Regions from separate parts of the Homo sapiens genome. Here region 2 is linked to region 1. Evidence: read pairs that join two places in POLR2A ChIA-PET (ENCODE). Cell type or tissue: OCI-LY7. All regions are shown on one strand. Each heading gives the region's core, and the rest is flanking DNA. Links, peaks and the distances in the headings are about the cores only.

Region 1 (2,817 bases), core at 123-2,622:
GGAAGGCTTGCCCCGTCTTCAAGATGCTGAGCTGCATTCTTTCATTAGCTAGGACAACTGGAAAGAATCAAATTGACTTTCAGTTTCAGAAACGAACATTGGGGAAGTTTCTGACATTTCTTTATTAGAGTAAATTCTGAGCATGATATACTCTGTCAAAGGAAAATTCCTAGCATGGATACATCCATTTTTAAAAGCATCATTTTTACTTTGAAGTCAAAAGTATTATCAGAATTTGTCATCGATTCTTAAGGTTGTATCTACTAATACAGTGTTGCACCAGGATTCTGAAAGTCCACTTTAAAATATTTTAAAACTCTTTCCCTTTAATTAACGGAGTGTAAAGTATGTATGTAAGGCTACCACAAATATCTTTATATATGTGTATATATTAAAACATGTTAATATATTGACATAATATAAATAATATCCATATATGTAATATATTTTAAGGCTATCCAGGTTTTATACAATCAGCACATATTAGGGCTGGGCGCAGTGGCTCACGCCTGTAATGCCAGCACTTTGGGAGGCTAAGGCGGGAGATCACTTGAGGTCAGGAGTTTGAGACCAGCCTTGCCAACATGGTGAAACGCCATCTCTACTAAAAGTACAAAACATTAGCTGGGCCTGGTGGCACATGCCGGTAATTCCAGCTATGTGGGAGGCTGAGGCGAGAGAATCACTTGAACTGAGGAGGTGGAGGAGATTGTGGTGAGCCGAGACTGCACCACTGCACTCCAGCCTGGGAGACAGAGAGAGACTCTGTCTCAAAAAAAAAAAAAAAAAAAACAAAACAAAAAAACAAACAAACAAAAAAAACAAAAAAACCCACATATTAAACTTGTACTACTCAAACCTTTAAAAGCAAGGAGTTACACGGGATGCTGTGACTGTCTGAACACTTAACAGATGAAACAAAGATGAAAATCTTTGTGATCAGATTTCTTAATGCTTACAGTAAATATTAATTTAGGTTGTAACTTGACTGGGATTCAGTGGCCCAATGTTATTTTAAAGCTAGTATCTCATGTAGTTTGGGCCCTGATTTTTTAAAGATATCTAGGTAAAAAAAAAAGGACTCAAGTCATAACATATTGTGAGGCAGATGGATTAGTGACCAGAGAGTTACCTTTTCTTCAATAAGGTACTAGTTAAAATTATCTCCAGGAAGCTTCTGGCAAGAATCCAACGGCCTAAGAGGAATTAAAAGGTAATTGTAAATCCACATTTGCTAGCATAAAAGTCTCATGGAATTCAACCTCCACGACTGCAGTGGGAAGTGAAAGCTATGTACTATGCTTTATAGACCTATGCTGCCTAGTAATAGTAGCTTCTGCCTATTTATTAAATTTTAAAAATTTACACGCCTGTTCAAGTGCTCAGTAGCCCATTAGCTGCTGCCACGCTGGACCACATACAGAGAATATTTCCCTCATTGCAGAAAATTCGGTCAGACAGTCCGGTTTTTGAGTCTTTGGAGATCACAGAACAGATGAACTGAATGCCATTTTCTCGGAGTTCAACTAGATATTCTAATGTTTTGTGATAAGTTTCTATAAATTTTATACTTTAGATTTCTGTAGTGCTGCCTCTGAAAACTGCCCTTTTAAAACATGACTACTTTGGTTGGAAAATATGAGGTGTGTTTTTGGATAAGTTTCTTTCTGGTGCCATTCACGTCTTTGCTGTTTTATTTTGTATTTCATCTTGTTAATAAACATCTAGACGGCATACAGGTGACATGTAAACATAGATCAGCCCGTGCACTGAAAGGAAAACCTGTCATGGTTGCTAATGCAAAGTGGTCTGCAATGAACACACGGAAGATATGTCAAGGTTCTTATTTTACAGCAGTTTTATGAAATGATTTCATAGACTGCAAGCACAAAGAATGTCAGCAGAGAGCTAAAAATTTCCACAATCCAAGTATTATACTAAAAGTAAATTCTGTAGCCGGTTGACAGAAAAATTCCTTAAATCCTAATGATGTGTGGAGAAACAGCCCTTTCCAAAAGGATAAATTACTGTTGTAAATTTTTATCAATTCTATTGCCTGTAAGCATTAACATAATGGCTGACCTACTCACCTTTCTGTTGAAGAAACAGTATACCATTTTACTTTATCTTAAAAATACTGCACTTTAACTGAATTGTTTCGCCCTTTACAGCGGAAGTTCAGAGTGAAATCGAAAGGATTTTTGAACTTGCAAGAACATTGCAGTTGGTGGTCCTTGACGCGGATACAATTAATCATCCAGCTCAACTCAGTAAAACCTCCTTGGCCCCTATTATAGTATATGTAAAGATTTCTTCTCCTAAGGTAAGTAGGACTGCTACTGTTTGCTCTATAATCAAACTTTCCTAAAATGTATTTTATGTTCTGCTTTCTATAATTAGGCTATTGTAATAGCCTTTATGATGTATAGAGAATTTGAGGAGACATGATAGTCAAGAATTTTTAAATTGATATAGTTTCATGGCTTAGAACAGCTGTTCTCAAAGTGTGGTCCATGGATCCCTGGAGAGTGTTGAGACACTTTTAGAGGGTCCATTTAGTCAAAACTACTTCCATGATAATACTAAGACATTATTTGCCATTTTCACTGTTTTGATATTTGCATGGCTGATGCAAAAGCAATGGTGGGTAAAACTGCTGGCGTCTAAACATAAATCAAGACTGTGGTATCAAAGTACCAGCAGTTACTGTATTCACCGCCACCATGCTTTCGCAGTTTGAGGGGAAAAAAAGCCAATTTCACTTAATGTCCTTATAAAGTAGTAAAGTTTATTACTTTTATTAAATCTTGACTTTTA
Region 2 (2,817 bases), core at 6-2,505, 68 kb after region 1:
ACCCTTTATTAGACAATTAGTTCAACTGAAGGGCATCTAATACTTCTTAATTCTGTGGATTGTGTTTAAGCAATTTAAAAGTTTCCTTTTTGATTTTGGAAAACCAAATAATATAGTACAGTTGTAATTTTAATGACTGTGTACAACACTTCTATTAACTTTACAAAGTATCTTTGGGTAATGTAAGATGCTAAAATTAAAAATTATCCCTTATCACTAGCCCCTCACAATACACCCCACTTACCACTAAAAAGCCCCCATCACAATGTGAAGCTTTTGTATTGGCTGTTGGAAGCCACAGGGGGTATTGGCTTGGGGGGATAACAGTTTTCCAGGAAGAGGCAAGAGTCATCAAAAACCAAAGCAAAACGAAAAAAAAACCCCACAAATTTCCCAAATATTTTTGCACAAGAAAGCATGTAATTATGTCCTCCTGTCCTGTACAATAATTTCAGTAATCACATAGAATGAAAAAAGAGGCCGGTTGTGGTGGCTCATGCCTGTAATCCCAGCACTTTCAGAGGCCTAGGTCGGAGGACCGCTTCAGGCCAGGGGTTCCAGACCAGCCTGGGCAACATAGTGAGACCTCATCTCTATAAAAAAATAAAAAATTGGCTTCACATAGTACTGTGTACCTATAGTACCAGCTCCTTGGGAGGCTGAGGCAGGAAGATCACTTGAGCCTGGAAGATCAAGGCTGCAGTGAGCCATAATCCCACCACCACACTCAGCCTGGGAGACAAAGCCTCAATAAAACAAAAAAAGAGAAGAGACTACTACCTGGCCGGTGCAGTGGCTCATGCCTGTGATCCCAACACTTTGGGAGGCTGAGGCAGGTGGATCCCCTGAGGTCAGGAGTTTGAGACCAGACTGGCCAATATGGTGAAACCCCACCTCTACTAAAAATACAAAAATTAATTGGGTTTGGTGGCACACACCTGTAAGCACAGCTACTTAGGAGGCTAAGGCATGAGAATCTCTCAAAACTGGGAGGCGAAGGTTGCAGTGAGTGGAGATCATGCCATCGTACTCCAGCCTGAGTGAAAGAGCAAGACTCCATCTCAAAAAAAAAAAAAAATATATATATATATATATACATATATATATATATATGTATATATATATATATTATATACTAGCTGCCAAACTCTTGTGCCTGGTAGACAGATTTCAAGGTGTAACTACTTTGGCCACTCACCTTATGAACTACCTCATCTTCTCAAGTTAACCAGTTATTGAATGTCATTCAAGAAACCGTATCAGTTTTCTTAAGTTATAAACCAGTGCAGGCTTGAGATAATATATATTCAAAGTGCCTAGCACAAAGCCAACTTTAAATCAAAGCTGGCATAGATTCCTAGAATGTTATCTTGCATGAAGATGCAGCTCATGATTTGAGTATCTTTTTCCCTGTATTTTAGAAGATATTTTGAAACATGCCAAGCAAAATAGAATTTTAGTTCAAAATGAAACTACGTCACAGACTTCTCTGTGGGCCCAGATTTCAAATGGCAGAACTGCAGGAAAGTAGCAAACCAGAATAACACCTGGATTTCAACTTGAACCCTTTGTTCCAAGGAACCGAGTGTTTCAGTGTATGTTCAGCTCCCTTTAACCTCAAAGCTCCTTACTGAGATGTGGCAGGAGTAATTTTCCTAGTGGCTGGACTAAGACATAACAGTTATGAGCAGAACTAGGAGCAGGAAACAGGGCACTAGAGCTGAGGTTCCCTACATTGCTGCTGGATGAGTTTTGGGGTTTGGGGTGAAGAAACACTTTATTCCCCAAACCAGCTGGATTAGCAGTTCTCATTTTTTTACTTATAAAAGGAAATAAGGCTGGGTCTGGTGGCTCATGCCTGTAATCCCAGGACTTCGGGAAGCTGAGGCGGCCAGATCACCAGGTCAGGAGTTCGAGACCAACCTGGCCAACATGGTCCCCATCTCTACTAAAAATACAAAAATTAGCTGGGCATGGTGGTGGGCGCCTGTAATCCCATCTTGGGAAGCTGAGGCAGGAGAACTGCTTCAACCCGGAGGCAGAGATTGCAGTAAACTGAGATTGCACCACTGCACTCCAGCCTGGGTGACAGACTAACACTCTATCTCGGGGGAAAAAAAAAGGGAAATAAATCCATCAAGATGCTGGGGGAGAGTGGCTTTGTGAGACAGGTAATTCCCCCTTCCTGGTAATGGTGGGGTTGTTTTGTTTTGTTTTGAGATGGTGTTTCGCTCTGTCACCCAGGCTGGAATGCAGTGGCGCAATCTCAGTTTACTGCACCTCTGCCTCCCAGGTTCAACTGATTCTCCTGCCTCAGCCTCCCAAGTAGCTGGGATTACAGGCATGCACCACCACACCCAGCTAATTTTTGTGGGGTTTTTTTTTTTGTTTTTTTTTGAGACGGAGTCTTGCTCTGTTGCCCAGGCTGGAATGCAGTGGCGCAATCTCGGCTCACTGCAAGCTCCGTCTCCCAGGTTCATGCCATTCTCCTGCCTCAGCCTCCCGAGTAGCTGGGAATACAGGTGCCCGCCACCACGCCCGGCTAATTTTTTGTAGAGATGGGGTTTCACCGTGTTAGCCAGGATGGTCTCGATCTCCTGAACTCGTGATCCGCCCACCTTGGCCTCCCAAAGTGCTAGGATTACAGGCGTAACCCACCGCACCCGGCCTAATTTTTGTATTTTTAGTAGAGATGGTGTTTCACCATGTTGGCCAGGCTGGTCTCGAACTCCTGACCTCAAGTGATCCACCTGCCTTGGCCTCCCAAAGTGCTGGGATTACAGGTATGAGCCACCGCGCCCAGCCTATGGTGGGTTT

What was found. Peaks named below come from ENCODE experiments on the same cell type or tissue, not always from the same donor. Only the 100,000 strongest peaks of a DNase experiment are listed, where the experiment ranks them.
Region 2: POLR2A ChIA-PET joins it to region 1 with 12 read pairs; 2 of 35 experiments call an interaction of 5 or more read pairs at or near these places.

The regions. Positions count from the first base shown.
Region 1 is chr10:18,531,905-18,534,721 of GRCh38, forward strand. CACNB2 (calcium voltage-gated channel auxiliary subunit beta 2) reads left to right here. Exons shown (of 14, transcript NM_201596.3): 11 at 2,172-2,323. The region is part of intron 1 of CACNB2-AS1 (CACNB2 antisense RNA 1); the gene reads right to left. It overlaps LOC124902387 (a long non-coding RNA gene), which reads right to left. Exons shown (of 2, transcript XR_007062077.1): 1 at 1,133-2,817; 2 at 1-57. Among named protein-coding and RNA genes, the nearest start is that of CACNB2-AS1, 6.0 kb to the right of the region's middle. In OCI-LY7, for the core only: no CTCF peak of the experiment used is centred there; no DNase peak of the experiment used is centred there.
Region 2 is chr10:18,599,865-18,602,681 of GRCh38, forward strand. The region is part of intron 6 of NSUN6 (NOP2/Sun RNA methyltransferase 6); the gene reads right to left. Among named protein-coding and RNA genes, the nearest start is that of NSUN6, 50 kb to the right of the region's middle. In OCI-LY7, for the core only: no CTCF peak of the experiment used is centred there; no DNase peak of the experiment used is centred there.